Regions from separate parts of the Mus musculus genome. Here all the other regions are linked to region 1. A link is a loop called in an ENCODE intact Hi-C map of the cell type or tissue named here. Cell type or tissue: heart. All regions are shown on one strand. Links, peaks and the distances in the headings refer to the core of each region. The heading gives the core; the rest is flanking DNA. Region 1 has its middle 17 kb from the start of Gm45938. Region 2 has its middle 70 kb from the start of Zfp366. Region 3 overlaps Zfp366 (zinc finger protein 366).

Region 1 (7,884 bases), core at 3,389-5,888:
CCAAGAGTAATTTTCCACTACATGTACTCTGCCTTTACTCGGCCATGGGCTGCAGCCAATCAGGGAGTGATGCGTCCTAGGCGAAGGATAACTCTCCTAAATAGGGACAGGGTTTCGCTTTCGTTTTTGGGGGCTTTCGTTTTTGGGGCTTGGGGCTTGCGCTCCTGGCTCCTAAAGATGTAAGCAATAAAGTTTTGCCGCAGAAGATTCTGGTTTGTTGTGTTCTTCCTGGCCGGTCGTGAGAACGCGTTTAAGAAGTGTGTAATGCATGTGGCATATATGTGTGTGTGGTGTGATATGTGAATGTGTGTGTAGTGGTTGAATGTGTGTGGTATTTACGTGTGTGTGTTTATATGTGTGAGTGTGGTGTGTATATGTATGTGTCTATGTGTGTTGTATATATATGTGTATATGTGTGAGAGTGTGTGTTATATGTATGTGTGTGTGGTGTATGTGGTATGTATGTGTGTTTGTATGGTGTGTGTGTAAATGGTGTGTGTGTATGTGTGTGTGTGTGTGAAAGAGCAAGGCTCTAAAGTGATTTGCCTGAGCAATATGTGGACAGTTTTCATCAACTAAACTGGAGAGGACATTAGGGAATAAGTCTGTGGGGGGAAAGATGAAAATGCAGGTCTCCGTTTGAAAGTGCTGTGTTGTGATGCCTCAGTAACACGCAGATGACAGTTAGGCGGATGGTCTGGAGTTTAGAGAGTGGTTTGGACTGCCTAGAGAAAAATGGGAGCTCCAAGACATGGCTACAGTATTCAGCCACAAGGCCTGGATCATCATCATCTTCTTCTTCTTCTTCTTCTTCTTCTTCTTCTTCTTCTTCTTCTTCTTCTTCTTCTTCTTCTTCTTCTTCTTCTTCTTCTTCTTCTTCATTTATTTATTTCACTCCAGATTTTATTCTCCTCCCTCATGGTCCAATCTCTAACTGCTCCACATCCCATACCACATCCCATACCTCCTCCCTGTCCCCCTGTCTCCACGAGAATGTCCCCACCCTACCAGACATCTAAACTCCCTGGGGCCCCAAGTTTCTTGAGGGTTAAATACATCTTCTCTGACTGAACCCAGACCGGGCAGTCCTCTGCTGTACATGTGTTGGGGGCCTCATATCAGCTGGTGTGTGCTGCCTGGTCGGTGGTCCAGTGTTTGAGAGACCTCGGGGATCCTGGTTAACTGAGACTGCTGGCCCTCCTACAGGGTTGCCCTCCTCCTCAGCTTCTTTCAGCCTTCCCTAATTCAACCACAGGGGTCAGCAGCTTCTGTCCATCTGCATCTGACCCTTTCAGCTGCTTGTTGGATCTTCCCGAGTACAGTCATGATAGATAATTTTTGTGATCACTCCATAGCCTCAGGAATAGTGTCAGGCCTTGGAACCTCCCCTGGAACTGGATCCCACTTTGGGCCTGTCACTGGACCTTCTTTTCCTCAGGCTTCTCTCCATTTTCATCCCTGTAATTCTTTCATACAGAAACAATTATGGGTCAGAGGTGTGACTGTGGGATGGCAATCCTTTTCCCTCACTTGATGCCCTGTCTTTCTGCTGGAGGTGGGCTCGACAAGTTCCTTCTCCCCACTGTAGGGCCTTTCATCTAAGGTCCCTCCTTTGAGTCCTGAGAGTCTCTCACCTCCGAGGTCTCTGGTACATTCTGGAGGGTCCCCCCAACCTCCTACCTCCTGAGGTTGCCTGTTTCCATTTTTTTCTGCTGGCCCTCAGAGCTTCAGTCTTTTTCCTCACCCAATACCAGATCAGGTTCCCCTCCCCCCCCCCAATCTCTCCACCCTGTCCAATTTCCCTCCCAGGTCCCTCCCTCCCTCCCCACTTGTAATTGCTTTCTTCTCCCTCCCACCTGCCTTGGATGACCTCCAGAGCCAACACTAGTCTTTTCTGACCATCTTGGACGTTTTCCCAGGGTGATGATCAGCCCCCTCCTTTGCTGGACTCCTTTCTCCAAGGGCATTTACTTTCAGGCTCGCTGAAAGCACACAAGTGGTTTCTCTGCTGATTGTCCATTCCATCTAAAACCCAGGAAAAAACTGGGTGGGTTCAGCTCTGCCCACTAAAAGGAACAGGAAGGATTGAATCCTAGGGCTAGGATAAAGCCTCAGGGGTAGGTACCTTGGCAGGTTGGGGCCAAGGCTAAGAGATCACACCTTGCAACAGATCTAAATAAGAGGTTTATTGGGGGAGTGGGGACACGAGAGACAGACAGACAGACAGACAAAGAGACAGTGACAGACAGAGACAAAGAAACCAGGAGACAGAGAGAACATGAAAGACTGATAGCCAGAGCTGTAATGTCCAGAGGGACTTTTTAAAGGGTGAGTGTGATGCATAGGAAAATACGCACAGGAAAACATCTCCCATTGACAGTGGAAACATGCCTCACCTGGCTGAGGTCTGTGATGACGTAAGCTGCTGACACTGAGTCGCCTGAAAGGCGAGCTGGAAAAGCCCGTGATTTATAGCACCTGGAGCCTCCAGGCTGACAGGATCAGGACTGGGCTCTAGGGAGGAGCAGGATGGCAACACTGCCCAGAGAATGACTGGCAAACTGGAATGTGAGAAACTGTTACACCTAAAAGTTGAGATGAGAAAGACCACGTCCAAATGGTCTAATTGAAGCAAGTTTTCTTTTAGAGGAACACTGGGGACTGGCCAGCTGGCTCTCTCTCTCTGAGTTGGAATTTTAGAGAGTAGCCACAGATGTGAGGAAGACAGATGAGCCTTTTATATAGTTCAGGGGTAAGGGAATTCCAAATGAGGGATTTGACAGGGGAAATAGGTGGGGTTACAGGAGCAGAACACAACCACAACAAGTTCGCCAACAACCTCATGAAACACACACGTGATTGTCATTCCTGGAACAGAGCACAGAAACATCTGTAGTTAAGGTTCTAGCCCAATCCTTGAGAAAATAGAGGTTCAATCTTAAATGGAATGAACCTGTTTTGTCTTTAACATAAGATGACTCTTAAGCTTAAGATGGAGACTGGCTGGTTCTCCAAAAAGACCATCTTTCCATTAACCCAAAAAGGAGGTATTCAGAGCCAGTTTTTCAGAGAAGGACATCCAAACATAGGGGTGTGTCATGCCAATATGTGACTGCCGAGGGATGCAGCCAAGACACTAACCCAGACTGCCAAGACGAGCTTCACTCTGCTCCCCAGGCTGCCTACCATCCCCCTCTGTCTTTTCTGTGTCCCTTTTGGCCTTTATTCCAAAGGAGGATGAGAGGAGGGTGGAGAAGGGACACATAGTGATTATGAAAGGAAATGATACACATGAAAACACTTCGAGATTGCAGCACCATAGAGATGCTTCGAAGCATTGCTATTAAACGTGGAAATGGCTTACTGAATTATCCTTTCCCTACAATGGTGAATCATTTTAATTTTCATTTGAATTGCCCACCTACCCTGTGGGAAGCCGCCCTCACATTCGCGGTTACAAGATGGCGCTGACATCCTGTGTTCTAAGTGGTAAACAAATAATCTGCGAATGTGCCAAGGGTAGTTTTCCACCCCATGTGCTCTGCCTTCCCCGTGACAACAACTCGGCCGATGGGCTGCAGCCAATCAGGGAGTGACACGTCCTAGGCGGAGGATAATTCTCCTTAAAAGGGACGGGGTTTCACCATTCTCTCTCTTGCACTCTTGCGCTCTGGCTCCTAAAGATGTAAGCAATAAAGCTCTCTGGCTCCTAAAGATGTAAGCAATAGAGCTCTTGCTCTCTTGCTCTCTTGCACTCTTGCTCTCTTGCTCTCTTGCGCTCTTGCTCTCTGGCTCCTGAAGATGTAAGCAATAAAGCTTTTGCCGCAGAAGATTCTGGTTTGTTGCGTCTTTCCTGGCCGGTCGCGAACGCGTGTAAGACTACCCCAAGACCAACTGTTGAAAGAGGACAAATGGGGATCTATGCTTGACAGAGGAATGCTCAGATCAGTAAAACAAGATTACAAGGAACTCAGAAACCCGCTTGCCTCAGAAGCACCACGCAGTACAAGAATTGCTAACCATTCAGTGAGAAGCCAGTCTTCACAAAGGAGGCTGTTTGTCTGTTCCTTGTCTTTGAGGTGTTCTGATTTGGGGCCAGCCTACCTAGCAAAGAAGTACTGGTAGAGGCAAATCATGAATCATTGAGATTGATAATTTGCCTCACAACTGAAGAACTAGTTGGGGATCACAGTGAGAAAGGAAGAAAATAACGTTAACCCAAAGGAAAAGCTGATGGAGAAGCCTGGCTTCCTGCCCCGCCCTCAAGCCCAGTGAACGGAAAGGGAAACAGCACAGAGCATTCAAAGTCCTTTAAGTGAGAAAGCAGGTTGCGCATCCTCTAGCTGCTCGGGACCTTCTCTTGAGGAAACAGGCAGATGTGTTTGTGAGTGGTTATCTGAACGTGACCCCTAGTGTCCAACTTGGACAGCACTCACAGAGAAAAATCTTTGTTAAAGGAAGGCCGGAAACTGTAGGACTATGTAATAACATTGGGGCTATGAGAGATTTCATCTAGTTTCCTATTTTACAAACGAGTGGTTAAGGCCAAGGAATGGTAAGATGACTTGGGGGGCACATCGGTGGTGACAAAGCTGGAATGGAGCCCAGGTATTTTAATTCTAGTTCAATTTCTTGAGCATTTTGTTTTAGAGAATGATTGACACTAGATAGTCTGTGATAAGATCTACCTACAGAAGAACATGAGGATCAGTGTTTCGTTACACAGACTGGAATATGAAGTGGGCATTGATACCATCTATACACACTATGATCTGAAGCAATGCTAGTCAGTAACTAATTTTGGGGGGGGGGATTGGTTTATTTGTTCTGTAGATAGTATTCTGCCTGCATGTATGTCTGCAAACCAGAAGAGGGCACCAGATCTCATTACAGATGGTTATGGCCACCATGTGGTTACTGGTAATTGAACTCTGGAAGAACAGTCAGTGCTCTTAACCTCCGAGCCATCTCTCCAGCCCCCAGTAACTAAATTTTTAATTGCTCATCTTTGGTATGTGTGTATTTGTGAGTCATGTGGTTGCCAGTGTGTGCAGAGTCCAACTTTATCTTTCTAATATATTAAAGTTTGTTTTTTGTTTGTTGTTTTACAAGGCAGGGTTTCTCTGTGTAGCCATGGCTGTCCTGAAGCTCACTCTGTAGACCAGGCTAGCCTCGAGATCTGCCTCCCTCTACTGCCTGAACACTGGGATCATAGGCGTGTACCACCACTGCCCAGCTAAAATTTGATTTTTTTTCCCCTTCAGTATAATTATTTTATGTATATGAGTGAGTGTGTTCCTGCACCACATGTGTTTGGTGGCCACATGGGCAAACAAAACAGTATCAGATCCTTTGAAACTGGAACTACCAAGGTTATAAGCCACCATGTGATTTACAGATAACTGAACCTGGTCCTCTAGAAAGAGCAGCAACTACTCTTAACTGCCAGCCCACCTCTCTTGAGTTCACCCTTCAGTTTTTTATGACAGAGTCTCTCCCTGGAGCTCACTGAGTAGGGTAGGGTGGCTAGCCAGCAAGCCCTAGGTATCTGCTCGTCTCCTCCTCTCGCCAGTGCTGGGATTTTAAAAATCATGCAACCACACCCAGTTCTTTTATGTGAGTTCTGAGAGTTGAGTTCATGTCCTTGAACTTGCAAGACAAGCACTGGACTGCCCGAGCCCTCTCCCCAGCCTCGTGTTAGGCACTGTTGAAGTTTTAGACCTTTCCATATTTTCTCCATTACGCACCACACATTTCAGTGACAAATTATGGCATTTCTTCCTGGCCCAAGGTTCATAATGATCTTCAAAGGGAAGAAATGATATCATGTAACTGGAACATTCACTGAGGACGGGAGTCAGATGCACAGAGTCTCCTGAGATCTCCAGCTACGGACATTTGTGTGTGCAGCTGTTACATTCCACCCATTTCCTGTCCTCCTGCTCCCAGCCTGCTGAGCAATGCCAAAGGACATCTTGTCCCCAGGCCTGCTCATGCTCCTAGGGACCCAGCCGATCTCACTCAGCTAGCTCCTAGCATCCAGAGGTATTTGGGTCACTCCCTGCCAGACTCCTGCCAAAAGCCCTTCCACATTCCTCTCTCCTCTCCCTCTTCTCCACTTCTCCGCCCCCTGACCATATAAGATCATTCGGTGTGACCTAACAATGTGCCTCTTTACCCACCCACCTCAGACCATGTCTCAAAGGTGGAAATGCTCTTTTCTTTTCAAGGTCTTTTCTTTACACTTGAGACTCTCTCCTAGACACTCCTCCATCAGCCACCAGCACTTTGCTCCATTTCTGTTTTCCCCCCTCCTCTTTCCAGCTTCTCTTGCCCAGAAAAACACCGACTTTCCCTTAAACTTAGAAAAGACTCTTTTAGCCCATTCCTCAAGTTAAAGCCATCTCTGCCTTTTGTTTTATTTGAAGTTTGCTTGGTGAGGTATATTCCCCAAGTCTTTAATCTGTGCTTCTCTCAATTTGTTTCCAATGGTCTCCTAATATCACATGTGTAGAAAATTTAAATATTCAAAATTTGATCCACCATGGACAGAGAGGGCAGCTCTCAACAGTATCGGCCACTAATGCAGAGAGTCATGGCTGGTGAATGTGGTGAGAAAGGAACTTGAGTGCTCAGCCCTAGGAGAGACATCTTTGCTAACTAACCCTACCCCTGCTCCTCCAAGGCTCAGGAGACAGAGGAAGAGTAGGGAGAAAGTGAAAGTTTTTCTCTGCTGGTGAAATGAGCCAATTCAAACCAGATTGGAGAATATAAGGGGGAGCCCTTCATGGGGAGTGACTTCAGGGTCCCAAGAAATGAGGCCAGGAAAGTGGCCCAGGGTGAGGGAGACAGGGGTGGGGGATGGGGGTGGGAGGAGTGGCTGGGGAGGAGGGCAGACAGAAATCGAGAAAGGGCTTGCTCACAAGAGGGAGAGAAAATACAGAGAGAGAGGGGGAGGAGGGAAAGGAAGGAGGGGGAGGAAGAGAGTGGGAGTACTGAGGAACAGGGAGGGAGGGAGGGAGGGAGGGAGAGAGAGAGAGAGCACAAAATGCCTGGATTGTACCGGGAGGAGCTTATGGGGGAGGGGAAGCCCAGCCCCTGGGCTGTAAAATTCAGGGTAGAGGGCAGGGTATGCCAGCCATGCCCTGTATACATAGAGACTGAAGGATGCTGGGAGAACCTGGAGCTCTGGTCCTCTTTGGTGTGTAAAATATGCACCTCCACCACTTGTCCTGGATCTGAACTGCATCAGAAAGAACATAAGAACTGGAGGGTGGGGAGGAGCGACGTGAAACGTCTTCTGGATCCGAGATGGCGATTGTACTCACACCGTACTTAGGCAGATGTGGCTCCCTGCACAAGGTCAAGTCAGCCAGAGAATTCAGTCACAGATTAAGGCGGTGTTCTCTAGGCCCTACCCCTACTGAGGAGCTACTAGCAATTGATAAGCTACTGGGGAAGGAGAACCGGCTTTTTGAGGGCGTGGTCGCTGGTAGGTTTTCTATTCCCAGTGGATGGTCCCACATGCATGCACATATAGATGGTACTAATTGAATCCAGTGGGGAAGAGGAGGAAGAGGAGAAAACGGAGTTAGAAGAGGTAAGTATGGAGGGACATGGGAAATATAGAAAGAGACTGGCATGGATATGACCTATTTCGTGTGAGAAATGGTGTATACATGTGAGAAATTCTCAAGAGTTAAGAAAATTACATAATTATATAAGTGTAATTATTTAGAGGGCTCTAAATTCGACTCTGATATAAAGAATTTTGCTCATTACACTCAAAGCCCTAATGTTAGTTTTCGGTCTTTTCTCATATGCTGTACATATGTGTCTCAATACCCAAGTTAGACTGTGAGTTCCTTTGGAAAGCCATCTCAG
Region 2 (7,884 bases), core at 3,130-5,629, 130 kb before region 1:
AAGAGAAGAGAAGAGAAGAGAACCACTAGGCCAAGGAGGTGGGGACCAAGACTTATTGAGTCTTATGGACTGTCGTGGTTGGTCTTCATTGTCAATTTGATGGGGTTTAGAATCATACCTTCTGAATCCTCCCATTCTAGAGGAATAGGCTTTGGCAGCAAACCCTGTCCAGCAGACCAGATGGTATCCAAGGTATCAATGGCAGACGGGGATACTGTTTGGAGCCTTTGGCAGACCTCCATGTATGGATCACAGTGGAGGCATGTGGCTTTTGGAGACAGGGCCTGCTGTCATCTGCAGACAATTTTCACCCTTTGAGAAATAGATCTTGGCCTTCCATTGGGCATTAGTAGAAACTGGATGCTTGACAACATGCAACCAAATTACTCTACAACCTGAGCCAACCACAAGCTAGGTGTTATTTGACACACCGCATGCACAGCAGCAAACTTCATAAAATGGAAGTGGTCTGTATGGGTCAAGAAAGAGGTTTCAGAGTCAGTGAGGGTGATTGATCCAGATTCGGGGGCCACTGAACTACTTTCCTGTGATGGACGTGGGAAGAATACCAAAGATCCCATAGGCCTTGCATCAGTTGTTTTTCTTATTTCTATCACCAAACACCTGGCAAAGAGCAATTTAACAGAGACATGCTTTACTTTGGCTCATGGTTTAAGGGTACACATATAAGCCCGTATCTCGTTTTCCTGCCTCTCCTATTCCGCTGTCATACAACACAACAATGATGGCATCAGCACCGGCAGTTACCTGTTGTTAAATCTATATCATTATATATAAACTACGAGATATTAAAATAGTAAGCTTTCCTCAAGGGACTTGGCTATTTATTCTGAGAGAATTAGTACATTTTCAGTTCGTGATAGGGTAATTCTATTAGGTTGGGTGGAATTATGACCCTGTTATTGTGCTGGTTTGGAGTCTAATCGTGGTATAAGGAGACATGGTTGGGTGTCAGGTCTCTAAGGAGTAGACTTGTGAAAGTTGCTTTTCATTGTCAACTTGTCAGTTTTTGGAATCACGTAGGAGCCACACCTCTGAGCTTGTGTTTGCAGAGATTAACTCAGGGAGAAGACCTATCTTCAAGGTGAGCAACGTCTTCTGATGGGCAGCCCAGCTCTGAGGGCGCTCCAGGGGAAAGGCAGCACATGCCTGCCTTGGCTGCTTTTTTCTGAATAAGGGCGTCTACCACTACTGTCATTATCTGTCATTCTCCACCGACATCACATTACCCCTCTTGACCCTTCCAACATGGACTTGATATAAGTGATTTCAAGGGGTTTTCAACCTACCAACATTGTGTTGGGTCTGCCGAGGCCCAGACTGAGGGTCTACTGGGTTCTCAGCCTCCAGTGTACAGATAGCTAATGTTCGAGTACCTAGTTCCTGTTATTTAAGGCAATTTAACACCCACCCCCACTCTGTCTTTCTCAAACTGTCTTTCTTTCTGTCTCTGTCTTTCTTGGACTGTCTGTCTTTCTCAGACTGTTTTTCTGTCTCTCTCTGTCTCTCTGTCTCTGTCTGTCTGTCTGTCTGCCTCTTTCTCAGACTATCTTTTTCAGATTTTCTCTCCCTCTTCCTTCCCCTCCCCCTCCTCTCTCTCTGTCTCTGTCTCTCTCCCTCTCTGTTTTTCTTGGACTTTCTCTCTGTCTCCCTTTCCCTCTCCCTCCCTCATCTCTGTCCCTTTAGAGAACCCTGTTTACTAGAGAGTTACAAAGTTTATCTTTAGGATGATACAATTTTCCTGGCAATGAATAGATGTGATAGCTATATGATATTGTGTGAATGTACTTAATGCCAGTAAAGTTTTCACTAGAAATGGTCAACAATACAGTCTGTGTAACTCAATACAAATCCATGGCAGTACCTGTGGTTATCGTAATTATACTCACAGTGTTGCGTCACTAAGCTGTCTCCTGATGGTACCCATTTTCCATAGCACAGAGCCAGGGGAAATGGACGGGCCAATTGTGCCTGGCACTTCGAGTACCTATCTTTCCCAACAGACTGGTGAGATGGAAGCCATTGAGCTCAGCATCTTCCTGTTGATCTGGACCTGGGGATAAGGTTTTGATGCCAATGTCTAGCTTCCAGTTTATGGCATAGTTTTTCCTTGTGGAACTGAGAGATGGAACCTACCTCTTGGCTCACTAGAATCATCTTCTATAATATTAAAATGAAGGATGAGAAGCAGAAGCCCGGCTTCATTCGTATAACCTCCCACTGTCTTACTGAGTTGCTAAAGATTTTGTTGAAAAAAAATATCTCTTATATTGTCCTAAGTCCCCTGGCCAGTTGCCAGATTTTGAATGATGTATCTGCAAAGTTTTTGCCTATCTTATTTGATGTTTGAGCAGTGCCAGTGTTTCTAGATTCCTCGTGCCTCTATTCTGGAACTTTTATGCACAGTTTGAATTCACCATGTTGAGGGGCTAAGGATGTATTGCTCAGTTGGGAGAGTGCTTGTGTAGCCCTGGATTTGATGCTAGCAGCACATCAACTGGGCATGGTAAAGCATGTCTGTAAGGTCAGCATTCGTTGGGTAGAGGCAGGAGGATCAGAAGTCTAAGGCCATCCTTGGCTGCATTCGAAAGTTCGAGACCCACCTGAGCTACGATAGATCCTGTCCCAGAAAGTTATCATAGTGGAAGGATGTATATTTTTGAGTGGCAGCATTTTGTGAGTTCCTCTTTGAGACTTCCGGGTAAGTTCATATTACCAATCTTACCATCTTCTGAAAATACCCCAGGGAGAATCAGAGTCAGTGGCTCTAAAACCTCATGGCCGGAGTAAAGCAAAACATTTGAGTACAGACCTGAGACCAAACGTACAGAGTTCCTGCAGCTACGTAGGAGATGACCAGTGCCAGGCACCCAAGCCCTTGACAGTCTAGGCAATTGTCTGTGTCTTCAGATCGGGGCTTAAGGTGTCTGCTAAGTGGCTTAGACTCTGTCATCTGTGGTCACTTCAGAGACATACGTCATTGCTTGATGAACGTTTATTGAACATCCTCTGGGAAGTGCCACTGCCACAAGCAGTTTTTAAAGTTCTGCCTAACCTTGTCTCCAGTTTTGCTTTTTCTTCCCATAAGAATTTTCTAGTTTTTAAAGTGTAAGGAAAGGCAATTGACTCATTCCTGTATGGATACCATCTTGCAAAGTGACAGCTAAGTGTTTTACATATTATTCTGACTTGAATAACCTGCCACTCTAAGTGCTGCCGTTTTCTCCGCTAGACTTGTTACAGGTTGGAAGGTAAGCTATCTGCACACCATAATAAGTACCACAGCGATTGTCTCTGCAAGTCTAGAATGATTAATTGGTTTTTACCTCATCTGTCCCTTCATTCCACAGAAAGTTGGAGATTGTTTTACTCTTACCACCTTCTAGAAGAAGAAACAAAGTCGTTTGCCAGCTTAATATGATGAATCGCTAACCTGGAAGCAATAGCTTTGTGATTCTTCCATATACCTCTTAATATACCCATCTATTTTCCTTATAAAGACCACTCATTTATTAAGATCCACTGTGTGAAGAGACTTACTACATAGGCCAAGCATCAGTTAAGAAGGATTCTACCTACAAATTCAGAACAGAGCCGCTCCCCCACCGTGCCTCTATCATTTGGTGGATAATTCAGCCAGTCTCTTACCCTGTCACCTGTCTTGCCTAGGGGCACTGTGAAGAGGAAACACTTCTGCTTGGAAGTGTTGTTTGAGCCAAGCTAAGAGGATGTTCTTGCATTTCTTTCATCAGGGAATGAAGATGGAGGGTGGAGGTGGGGAGGTGTTAGAGATGATAGACAAATGAGACCTTTGATTTGAGGTCATGGGCCCTACCCCTCCCCTGACACAGACATCCTATTTATCCCATGCTTCCCTGTGCAGATCACTTTGGTGGAGCATGACAATGCAGCAGACACACAAGGACTTTTCCCACATCATACTCCAAACACAGCCACTCTCCAGGGAACATAAGAGAAACTTTTGGGCTTCCACTTCCCCTCCATTTGTTTGAAGGATCAAGAGAACACAGCCCTCTTTCAACAAAAATTAAAAAAGGAAAATCATGAAAAGAGCCAGCCTCCTTTTTTCCTCTCCTTCCCCTTAATATATTGTTGCATCCAGGGAAGAGGAAGCTGTGAGCGCCACTGATACTGAGCCCCCAGGGAGCCCATAAGGGTCACACCCCAGCTACCACGGGGGCTTGTCTTCCTCCATTTGCAGCGGGGATTTGTAGTGCTGGGTGTGGAAGTTGCTTTTGGCTCTGCACTGATGTAAAACAAAGAAAACACACACACAAAAAGAAAAGAAAAAGAAATGTGTGTGATTGTGTATGTGATGTATGAGTGCGTATATGTGCAGTGTGTGTGTGTATGTGTGGTGTGTGTGCATGTGGTGTGTGGTATATGTATGTATGTGTATGTTGAGTGTATGCATGTGTGTGTGTGGTGTGGAGCATGTCTATATGAGAGAGAACTGGTGGGGGAGGGAGGGAGAGAGGAAGAGAGGGAGAGAGAGGGAGAGGGAGAGAGGGAGAGGGAGAAAGAGATAGAGAGATAGAGATAGAGAGAGAGAGAGAGATTCCAACAAAGCAGGTTGTGAGTGCACCTAGGTTCCATAGGGCAGAGAGTTCTTCAATGCAAGACTCTGGAGAAATATTTGATTAATCTTTAGCTATGTCCTGCTGGTCTCCACAGTCTGGCTCAGAACTGTGTGTTCCTTAAGGGTGGAGACAAATTCCTTCCACATGTTTTTGTTTTGGGTTTCTTCCTAAAGAAGGTGCCCAGGAACAATTGTCTCTGTGCCTTGTAACATAACAACACATGTTTATTCCCCATCTCACTAAGTAAGGTGTGCACTAGACCAAATTTTTTTTCATAGCTAGACTTTTAAGAGCTATTTTTTTAAATAAAAATATATTTGGGCCATGAGTTCTCTTTTAAGAATGAAAGTGTTTTTATGTACTTGTTGTATTGGCTGGATCAGAGGGAGCTTGGGGAGCCGGAGCGATAAAAGGGCTCTTCCTAGCATTACATAGTCTTAGTTCTTCCTAGCATTACATAGTCTTAGTTCTTCCTAGCATTACATAGTCTTAGTTCTTCCTAGCATTACATAGTCTTAGTTCTTCCTAGCATTACATAGTCTTAGAGTCTCAAACTCTGCTCTGACATCTCTTCCCACCACCTGTGCCTGTACAATTCTTGCCTGCTTCACTTTTCACCAACTGAAATCTAGACGAAAATAGAGAAACAGATAGACTTAATTCTGTACCATGCAGTACTTAGTAAGTGTGCCGCTCACCCACCAAGCAGAGAGCACGAGCACGCTGGGAGCCACAGACTCTAACTGATCCCTTTAGTCATTATGACAGGAAATGGACTTCACATCAAGGGGTGAGAAAAGTATGCATTTTAGTGTGTGTGTGTATGTGCGCATCCACACATGTGTATTTATATGTACACATGTGTGAAGGCTATTCATCATTAGGTGCTAGCTACCTCGTTTTTTTGAGACAGGGTTTTCTATTGGTCTGGCTTGGAGCTTACCAAGCTGCCTCATCTGGCTGGCCGTGGCCAGTGAGCACAGGGGATCCACTCCTCCCCTCCCCTCCCCTCCCCTCCTGCTCTGGAATTACAAGCACTACCACATCCAGATGGCTGTCCCAGCCCTGCCCCATGCATGGGCTCTGAACCATTAAACTTAAGTCTTCATGTTTGCAAGACAGGCGTTTTACCAACTGACACATCATCCCAGCCCACTTTTGGTTTTTGCTATTAAATTTTCCTTGAGTATAAGTCAAAGATCTCAGAGAGAGAGAGAGAGAGAGAGAGAGAGAGAGAGAGAGAGAGAGAGAGAGAGAGAGAGAATCAGATATCTATTTATGTAGCTCAGGCTGCCACTGAACTCTCTGCATCTTGCCCTAGTCTCATGAGTTCTGGGATTACAGATATGTGTAGTTGTACCCATCTTTAAATTCTTTGTTATCATGTTGTCCTAATAGTGAGTCACACAGGATATTAAAGCTGACTCTTGAGTATCTACCAGCATCCTTCTGGTTACCTTCCAAACCATCTCTTATGTGATAACTAAAATAAGTTTCAAAACTGTGAATATTATGTTCTTTGTTCCTTGACTTTTTATTTCACCCTCACACTGTATCACTATCCCAGTCCTCTGGCCATGACTTCCCTCTATCATGCTTTTTCATACTGCAGGACCTTTGCCCATGTGGTAAACACTACCTGGAAAGCCCTTCCTTGCTTATCCCCATGGCTGCCTTTCTGTCCTTCAGTTCTCAAGTTAAGTGTCATTTATTCAGAAGAGTAGTGGCTGCTTTAATACTGATTATCTATGATTTCATCACATGGCAGACACAGAACTGTAAGCCAAAGTAAACCCTCTTATCCTTAAGATGCTTGGTCACTGCAGTGGTTTAATAAGAATGGCCCTATATGCTCATGTATCTGAATGCTTTGTCACCAGGAAATGGCACTATTTGAAAGGATTAGAAGGATTAGGAGGTATGGATTTGTTGGGGGATGTATGTCGCTGGGGGTGGGTTCTGAGGTTTCAAAAGCCCATGCCAAGCCCAGAGTCTCTCTCTGTGCCTATGGATCAGGAGGTAGCTCTCAGCTACAGCTTCAGCAACTGCCTAAATGCTACCATGCTTCCCCCCCACCCATGATAAAAATGGACTAAACCTCTCAAACTATAAGCAAGCCCCCAGTGAAATGCTTTCTTTTGTAAAACTTGCCTTGGTTGTGGGGTCTCTTCACAGCAACACAAACAGAGATGAGAAAAGTAACTAAGTTAGAACATTTTTATCATGAAGTGGGGCTGTTGCTGGGAATATGTGGTTCTTTGAAGCTATCTGTAGAGGAATGTGTAAGAATGGGATAGAAAAGTCTCCCAATATTATCAGCGGAGATTTGCCATTGTGGTAGGACTTTGGACTATAAGTCTATTTGGAGAAATGCAGAAACTGGAGGCCCAGTTCATGAAGTTCCAGAGGGGTACAAAGACTCTATCCAGAACTGAGCTACAGGCTATTCTTGCTAACAATGCAATGGTATTCATTACCATCTGTCCAGGACAGCTATGAGGATGTATGTATGTGTGGAAATGAACAAAAGTAGGACAACCTTTGTTTCACACCCTAACACCTACCATGGGAGAGACATTCAGTGGCACAGCAGATCAAATGACCTTGCCAGTAGACATCAGCCTCTGACAATAGCTAATATGGTGCTGGAACAAAAAGGCACATTGCATGAAGCAGTCATGGGTACAGAGGTGGGGGGGGGGGACCTGCAGGGTTGGCATCCTGAATTGTAATGATCAGGGCCTAAGGAGTTGCTACCATTCCTGAATGGACCATCTGTGAAGAGTGATGCCAAGCTCCCCACATGAGCCCACTGCTTAAGAAGAACAACCAATCGTTGATGATTGGTTCATTCTTTATCCCAAAGAGACAGCAGGAACAGACCCAGATTCCTGCCTTAAGTTGTTCTTGCTACATGTAAGAACTTAGCCCATATTATTTTGCAAGTCGGTTATGGAGTATTTGTTCTGCTCACACACCATCACATCAAACCATGAGCTTGACTTTACACAGTAAATAAAATCAAGAGATGGGTCCACTGGCTGTATCACATGTATGATACCCACGACCGAATGTTCTCTGTAGTGCTTCTTAGAGGAAATAGTCTATGAGGACCAGGTACTATTCTTCAGTTTATTTGTGGGTCAAAAGCTTTTAAAGGTGTTACATACACAGTAGGAAGACTGAGTGTGTCCTGAGACGAGGTCTAGACTTTGAACCCTGACACATTGCAGGTAAAGGAGCTGGAATTTGCTTCACCTTC
Region 3 (7,884 bases), core at 3,304-5,803, 100 kb before region 1:
CCCACCCCTGAGGTCCTCCAACTACCCAGGCAGGCCTAAGCAACTCTCCTGGAAACAGCCACGGAGCGGGGCAGTCTTGGACAGCCGCGGTCTTGTAAGATCTTTAGCTCACACACCCTCTAAGCAGATAAAATAAGAATAAACCGAAGTAATAAGTGACCTGATCCAGCTGTTTCTAACAGCAGGGCTTAGGTCCTGGGCCACATGGTACTCGGCTATAAGGAAGAAATACTGAAGAGGCTCAGTTCACATTTACTCCACACAAGCATTTCTGGGGTCCTTTGGAGGAATAGCTTTGGATCCTTTTGTGCTTTTTCAGAATGCTTTGAATTGGCACATAGTGACGATTCATATATGTTTGGTATAGTATATTTAGCTTCATGTGTAGAACATGTTGTGAGCAGATCAGGGTCGTCAATATACCATCACGACATAGGTCTTGATGTTGGGGATGCTCAAAATCTTTCTTTCAGGGAAACATTCAGTGAAGTCTTCATAACTAGTCACCCTGCTGTACTATGGGCCACTAACCAGGCCATATTCCTCCCATCTAACTCTATCTTTGCGCCTAACCAACCTCTGTCTCCTCTCCTTCCTCCCCTTCCCAAGCTCGAGTAACCACTCTTCTCAGCTCTGCTTCTATGAGGTCAACTTAGCTTGTATGTCTAGCTAGAGCATGCAATATTTGTCTCTCTGTGCCTAATTTATTTCTCTTAACATCGTGTCCTCCAATATGGTCTCCGTTCATGTTTGACATAGATCCAAGGTTTTGTTCCTTTTATGGCTGAATAGTATTCCCTTGTGTATATGGCCCGGTCTCTCTCCTGATCATCTGATATACCCATAGGTTGGTTCCACAGTTTGGCTATCATGAATATTGTTGCAACTATCTTAAGAACTAGCAATCTGACCATTGAAACTCTATCCAGAGAGAATGAAGTCAGCATGCCAGAATCCTCTTTGAGAGAGGTCTGCTCTCACATTGTAAGACCTAGCCCAAATGTCAAGACAGGACAGGGGAAATGTGTTAGATTTCAGATTCCTTTTTGTGGCTACTCATTGGCTTATAAGAGAAACAGGGCCAGCCTGGTTTCTCCTCTCTAGACCAGTAGTGCCCCCCGCATCACCTTTAGCTTCTTCCAAGCAATTATATAAAGAGTGTACTACACTCAGAGTTTTCATGACTGCCTGTTCACTCCCTGTCCCTGAACTAAGCAGTTAGGCCACAGTCATATGAAGAGGAACCAGGGAAGGACCGCTGTGAGCTCGGGTGGCAGAAACAGGGTCAGAGTGGTGGAGTGACTTGGACTGGGCCACAGGCCTCCTCTGAGCCTCAGTCGTACTACTGAAGAAATCTAGTAGAAGGTTTCCCAGGGTCTTGCCTGTCAGAGATTTGCATACCACTCCCTCCCAGTCCTTCCTTCTCCCCACCTTGCATTTGAAAGGCTTCACATCCGAGTGGACGATCATGTGAGCCTTGAGGGTCTGCTTCTGCACGAAGCTCTTGTAGCAGAGATGACACTGGTAGGCACGGATGTTGGTGTGGATCAGCACGTGTCTCTTCATGTTGGCCAGCAGGGTGAACTCACGCCCACAGATCCCGCATTTGTGTTCCTTCACACCCTGCGCAGAGGCAAGATTCACAACCAGTGAGGGCTGAGTGTTAACCAGGCTGTCGTGAGTGTGACAGGCTGTTTGTTGTTCCTTGACACGTACATCCACAAGAAGTGTGGAGATCAAAGTGAAATCTTAAATGACACAGCTTTAGTCACGTTAAATTATGATTTCCTTGGAAGTGTTGATCACATAATCTACTGTTTTCTTTTCTTTTGAACATAAACTAACCGACTACTAGAATAAAAGAAACCCTCTGTTGTTCCCACTGCTGCTGGGTTAATTCTACAGCAATGGGATGAGAAGATTAATAGAGAAGATTTTGGTAAGAGCACTGTAAAATGATATGTGAAATGAGTCTATAATCTGGCTTTCAGGAGGATGGAAAGAATCTAAACTGAATGTCGTTTCCCACAAGGAAGCCAGTGTTTCGCCAGTTCTCACTAATGGACTCAAAAATCCCCAAAGAGCCACGCATCCTTGCTTCAATCAATTATAGCCAGATAATCACCCTCTCCTGTTGGTCCTCTGGGTTCCCACAGGCCATGTTGACCCATGGGCCATAACTCCAGAGCCTCCTGTAGTTCAGCTGCTTCTGTTGTGGAAAATTGGCAAGGATAACCTTCTAAATTGAAAAATAGAACAGAAGGTTGTCTGGCTTCCTTGCTGTCTAGAGAGCAGTGTTTGAATGCTTGAGTCCTGAGGCCTTCAACACAGAGCCTTTCCAGGGACTCACAGACTGTTAGTGATCTTAGCAACCTTCACTTCCCAGAAGAAGCCTGTGCAAAATGTCTCCATCTACAGTGACTTAAGAACAATTTCAGATTTGTTGATTGTATGTATGTGAATGCTTGTGTGTGTGTGTGTGTGTGTGTGTGTGTGTGTGTGTGTACTACCTACGTGCTTAGTACTTGAGGATGTCAGAATAGGAAATCAGTTCCCCTGGAACTGGAGTTACAGATGGTTGTGAACCACCACGTGGGTGCTGGAAATGTTCTCAGGTCTTCTGCAAGAGCAACGAGTGCTCTTAACCACTTAGCATCTCTCTAGACCGCTAGTGGCATTTTGATACAGGGCTTCACTATGTTGCTGAGTCTAGTGTTGAATTCCTGGATCGAAGTCATCCTCCTGCTCCAGCCTCCTGGGTAGCTGGGACTACAGGCGTAGACTGTCGTTCCAGGCAAGAATGACTTAAGAAGGAAGATTCAAAGAACCTTGGCACTAAAATGAGGATTAGAACAAGTTATCAAGTTAACACCTTAAGGATCCATACTGTCTGCTATCCATAAGTTGTCTAAGGAAGGAGAGATTCCAAGTTAGCTCTAACGTTAGCCAGACCCTCACTTATTTAAGTTGGGGGCATGGTAAGAGGTTAGCAGTCTTTAGTTTGGTGAACTCAAAGCACTAAGGGGTGGGTTCATGCCTCTGTCTAATCATCTACTGATTATGAAACCTTAAAGAGTTAAGTCCCAGGGTCTTTCTTGGTGAAGATTTGTCTTCTCAAGATGAAGAGGTGGGGGCTGGGCACATAACACTGTCGGTAAAGCACTTGCCTTGAATGTATGAAGTCCTGGGTTGGAACCCCAGCCACACATTAACAGGTGCAGTGGCATATGGCCATATTCCAGCTCCCAGGGAGCAGGAGGACCAGAAGTTCAAGGTCACTCTCTGCTTAAAAGCAAATTTGAGACCATCCTAGGAAAAGCCCTATTTCAAGAAAAGAGTCTTAAGACTTCTTGGGTTCTCTCTGATGCAAAGGCTTTCTATCCTAAATGCTTACAGATAAGGACAGGGTTATGTTATTAAAAAGACCCTGGAATCAACTTTCTCTCAAAACTAGGTTTTAATGCCCCCCCAGATGAGTTTTGTAAATGATTTACATATTCAGTGCACTTTAAATCATAAAATCAGCAACAATTATTTTCTTGACGGGCTTTCAAATTTATTATAGCAGCCTTTTCCTTCTGGCCTGCTGTTCTGTGGGGCTAAGGACAGCTCAGTGCTTGCATGCCTAAGTCCATAGGTTCAATTCTCAGAACCTATATATAGCGTAGGGGACAAAGGAGAAGAAAAAAAGAATGATTTTTCTCTGGGCTTGGGTAAGATCCAGTTTTCTTGGGACTACAGAGAAGGTATTTATCACTCTCTTGGGAATACTTTAGAGAATTTTGTTTCCAAACTAGGATTCACAAATGGCTGGCATAGAAGACAGAGAAGAAGAGCTGGACACACTATTGAATATAAGAGAAACTACTGCCTTTCTGAAAGTACCAATGAAACTAGACAGAAGAAGGAGCCCGTGAGAGCCGTTAGAGCCAGGAGGCGGGGCTGGGGGTGGGGTAGGGTGGGGTCTTGATAATACAGTGGTTAGGAATTTGGTGTTGGCTGGGCTGTGGTGGCGCATCCCTTTAATGGCAGCCCTCAAGAAGCAGAGGCAGGTGGATCTCTGTGAGTTTGAGGCCAGCCTGGTCTACAAAGGGAGTTCCTGGACTACACAGAAAAACTTCATCTTAAAAACCAATAAAACAAAACAAAAACCCAAAGAATTCAATGTTGGGTCTAGGGAGTTTAGCTCAGTGGGTAAAATGCCCAGTAGGCAAGCATTCACAATGCTCACAGAAAAAGCCATGCATAGCAGGTTGTCTTTAATCCTGGCACTAGGAGGCAGAGTTAGGAAAATAGCTAGAGGCTCACTGGCCAGACTCTCCTAGCCAGTAGATGAACTTAGTTCAGTGAGAGAACCTATCTCAAAAACTAAGTGGAAAGTAACAGCAGACACAGGAAGTCAACCTCTGGCCTCTATGTGCACACACACGTGCATTTTGCACGCCCAAGCAAACATTCACAAAAAAAACAAAAAAAAACAAAAAAAAAAACAAAAAAAACTACCTAAATAAAACAAATAAACAAATAAAATAAAATAAATAAATAAAACAAATAAAATAAAATAAATAGATTTGGGTGCTGGTGCTGCTGTTCTGAGAGACTGAAGTGTCTTCACTTTCAGTCAGAAGCAGACCCAGCACCCTGGAGAATCAGGAGGAATGAGGTACGAACCACCACGAAGCAAGCACCCGGTGTTTGCCCATGTGTCTACCAAAAGCACACTTTGTTTAACAATGTGAAGAAAACCTATGTTGGACAACAGGTTGTTTTTTCCATTTGAAGTTCATTTTCTATTACCTTGCCAAATCCATATGGTCTAAAATCAGTAACCTTTAACTCCTTTCCCATACACACAGGAACCCCTGAACTAAGCCAGAGGTGCCTTTGGGGCCAAATCTAAATCCAAGTCCTCTGTCGATGGTTCCCCTCACTTGTCAGCCAGTTCCCCTCAGATGCGTCTATGAATGCCTTTTGTCCAGCAGGAAGTACATCTCTGCTGCTGAGCCAGAGAGCACTGTGTTTTGTCCCCAGCGGAGCAGAGCTGCAGCTGGCCTCAGCTGGCCAGCCCTCTGATGACCTTTGGAAATAAAGGATGTTTTAAAGACTCTGGTTTGCTAGAAGTCTTTCTTGCCAAGAAAACCACTGAGTTCAAGGGTAAGACTAGAGGTCAGCAGAGGCAAAAGTCCCCTCTTGGCAGGTCAAAGCAGACCTAAGTAAAAGCTCAGTTGAGAAAGATCTCACGATGATGCCAGCTAGGGGCTTGCCTATTCCTGTGATGAACTCCAAGTCACTAGTTACAAATGAGGCAGAACTTCAGCCTTGGATCTGTGTTGCTCCCTGAAGATCTGAGTGGGGGGGGGGGGGAGAAAAAAAAACAGCAGAGAAGGGTGCTTCCTTCTGCTTCTCACAGACTAACGAACCCAAGAGGACAGGGAAGAGCAGGCCCCGGGAGACTAGCTAAACTCTGCTCCAATTTATAGCCACCTGAAGGAAGCAAATGTCACAGAAGGGCCAGCCAACGAGCCAGAAATAGGCCTTGCTGCAGCTGGAAAGAGCTCTTAGAGAATTCTCTAGAAAGAAGGTTTCATTGGTATAGCCCAGGCATGGCGGTGATTTGAGGTCTGATGACATGTGTTTTGTTGTTATTGTTGTTGATTGGTTGGTTGGTTTTGTTTTGGTTTTTGATAGTGCCCTAAAAGAAGTTTCTAGAAACAAAGCTCGGGGCTTCTTGGGGGCTAAACAGAAATATCACAGCAGCCAGCTGCTTCCTTCATCCTTCCTTACTGTCCTCTCCAAATGTCTGCATTGGTCATTTCCAGTCCCACCTCAGGCTCTAAGGCTATTCCAGGAAAGGGCTTGAATTGATTGCATACTGGCAGGTCTCTCACTGTTTGCTATGTGAGGTGGGAAGCGGGCATATTAGCCAGGGTCACAGAGCTCCTCGGCATTTTAGATAGGAGCAGGGGTCATAGGTCCCCAGTTCTATTCCTTTTCTGGTGATCCAGGGGTGGCAGCCCACCCCTGGTTGTCTCCCTGTCCCTCCCCCACCCCACGGCTCCCATACCTTGTGGGTGAGTGAGTGTTGCTTGAGGTGATGGGGTTGCACGAACTCCATGCCACACTCGGAACAGATATAGGGACGGATGTCCTTATGCTTCATCATGTGATTCTGCAGCTGACTTGGATACTGGAAGGTCTTGTCGCACTCCGAGCAGTTGTACTGGATGGGGCCCCTATGCGTAGTGAGGTGCCTCTTCAGCTGAGCCAGGGTGGGGAAGTCGAGGCCGCACTCCACACAAATGTTTTCGCGCCCGCTGGCGTGTTTGGCCTCGTGGGCCTTGAGCTCGCTGGGGTAGGCAAAGCCCCGACTACACACGCGACAGTTGTGCGGCTTCACCTCGCTGTGCTGCATCATGTGGCGCTTCAGGTGGCTGGTCTGGGTGAAGGCCTTGTGGCACACCTGGCATTTGTGGGGCCGTGTACCCTGGTGTGTCAGCATGTGGGTGTGCAGATGGCTGAGCTGTTTGAAGAGTTTCCCACAACGGGAGCACGCGTGTGGCTTGATCCCGCTGTGGCCCAGGATGTGGGTCACCAGGTTGTACTTGGAGGTGTAGGACTTTTCACAGGTGGGGCACTGCCAGCGCTTCTGAGCCCCACCCACATCCACGTAGTAGCTGTCGTCGATCTGGACGTTCACGTCCACCCTCTCCACCTTCTGTTTGGTCTCCTCGCTCTCCAGGGGTTCCACTTTGCGGGGTAACACTGGCTCGGGGGGCTGCTTGGGCAGGAAGGTGTGCCTGCTGAAGGGGAAGGGTGAGGACGAGGGCACGAAGAAGGGGAACATGAGTCCCGGGTGGACTTTGGGGTAGTAAGGGTAAGGCGCAGGCAGGAAGGCAGGAGGCGTGGGCTGGGGCCACATGGCACTGGGTTTCACCGGCTCTTGCTTGACGGGTTTGCCCCCCAGGTGCTCCAGGGTGCGGTAGAACTGCAGGCCCACATTGCACAGATCGATCATCTGGGAGTCGCACTTGGGGCGCTGTGGCTGCGGGAAAAGTAGAGTGAGGTTCGGAGGGCCCAGGCTCTTGCTCTCCTGAGCAATCGAAGCTTCTTCTGCAGGGTGAGTGTAAGGCACCTTGGTGGGCATGCTCTTCCGTTTCCGGGACCCTCCTCCCTCGAAGACCTCCGGGAATCCATCAAGGTCTCCTGGAGAAGGTTCATACCGAAACTGCGAAAAGGGGCCCCGGAGGGCTTCCGGGAAGGGGTGTCTTTGGGGAGCCTTCCCTCGGGAAGCCTCGGGCTGTAGACAGTGGGGAAAAGAGGGGATGCTTTTCGCAGCAGCGTTGAGGGGCCCGTCCTCATCCTTGACCATCTTCATTGCCTTCTGCATCCTCTGCAGTTTCCCTTTAAAGAGAAAGAAAACTATTGTGTGGTTTTGCTTTGCTTTGTTTCCAATCTTTTGTTTCTGGATTTAAGGGATTTGGTTAGGGATCAATACTAACTTATAAAAAGTAATACTTGTTTATATTGACCCCCTGAGTTCTTGCAAACTCAGCTGCTAATGTGGCTAGCCATCCGAGGGGCCTATTGTAAACTCCAGAACCACAGACTTTTAGTACCATAGGGGCTGGGAGTGGATTTGTTCTGGCAGAAACCTGAAAACTCATCTGTCCCCTGTGTTTCCTCCCTCTCCTCCCTTCTGTTTAAAGTGAGGGTCCTAAGGCCCCTAGGGATGAAGTGATGTGTTCACATCGCACAGCTACGCAGTGGGGGGACTCAGAACCGGGTCGCAGTCTGCAGCAGTTCTCAGTCCGAGTTGGAGTTGTATCTATTCACTGATGTTTTAAATGTCTCGTTGCTGAGTTTCTTGCATATGGAAACCAGTTT

What was found. Hi-C counts contacts between places; a loop is a spot of excess contacts. Peaks named below come from ENCODE experiments on the same cell type or tissue, not always from the same donor. Only the 100,000 strongest peaks of a DNase experiment are listed, where the experiment ranks them.
Region 2: it touches region 1 in a loop (1.9-fold over the local background); 2 of 42 quality-filtered maps call a loop at or near these places.
Region 3: it touches region 1 in a loop (2.8-fold over the local background); 4 of 42 quality-filtered maps call a loop at or near these places.

Annotation. Positions count from the first base shown.
Region 1 is chr13:99,123,203-99,131,086 of GRCm38, reverse strand. No RefSeq gene overlaps it. Among named protein-coding and RNA genes, the nearest start is that of Gm45938, 17 kb to the right of the region's middle. In heart, for the core only: CTCF peaks have their summits at 4,396, 4,700 and 4,903 (motif pointing right); a DNase peak (open chromatin) is centred at 4,346.
Region 2 is chr13:99,251,240-99,259,123 of GRCm38, reverse strand. No RefSeq gene overlaps it. Among named protein-coding and RNA genes, the nearest start is that of Zfp366, 70 kb to the right of the region's middle. In heart, for the core only: no CTCF peak of the experiment used is centred there; a DNase peak (open chromatin) is centred at 4,193.
Region 3 is chr13:99,227,836-99,235,719 of GRCm38, reverse strand. Zfp366 (zinc finger protein 366) reads right to left here. Exons shown (of 5, transcript NM_001004149.1): 2 at 6,065-7,401; 3 at 1,432-1,623. The coding sequence starts at 7,387. Among named protein-coding and RNA genes, the nearest start is that of Zfp366, 47 kb to the right of the region's middle. In heart, for the core only: CTCF peaks have their summits at 4,262 and 5,001; DNase peaks (open chromatin) are centred at 5,029 and 5,399; H3K27ac peaks cover 925 bases.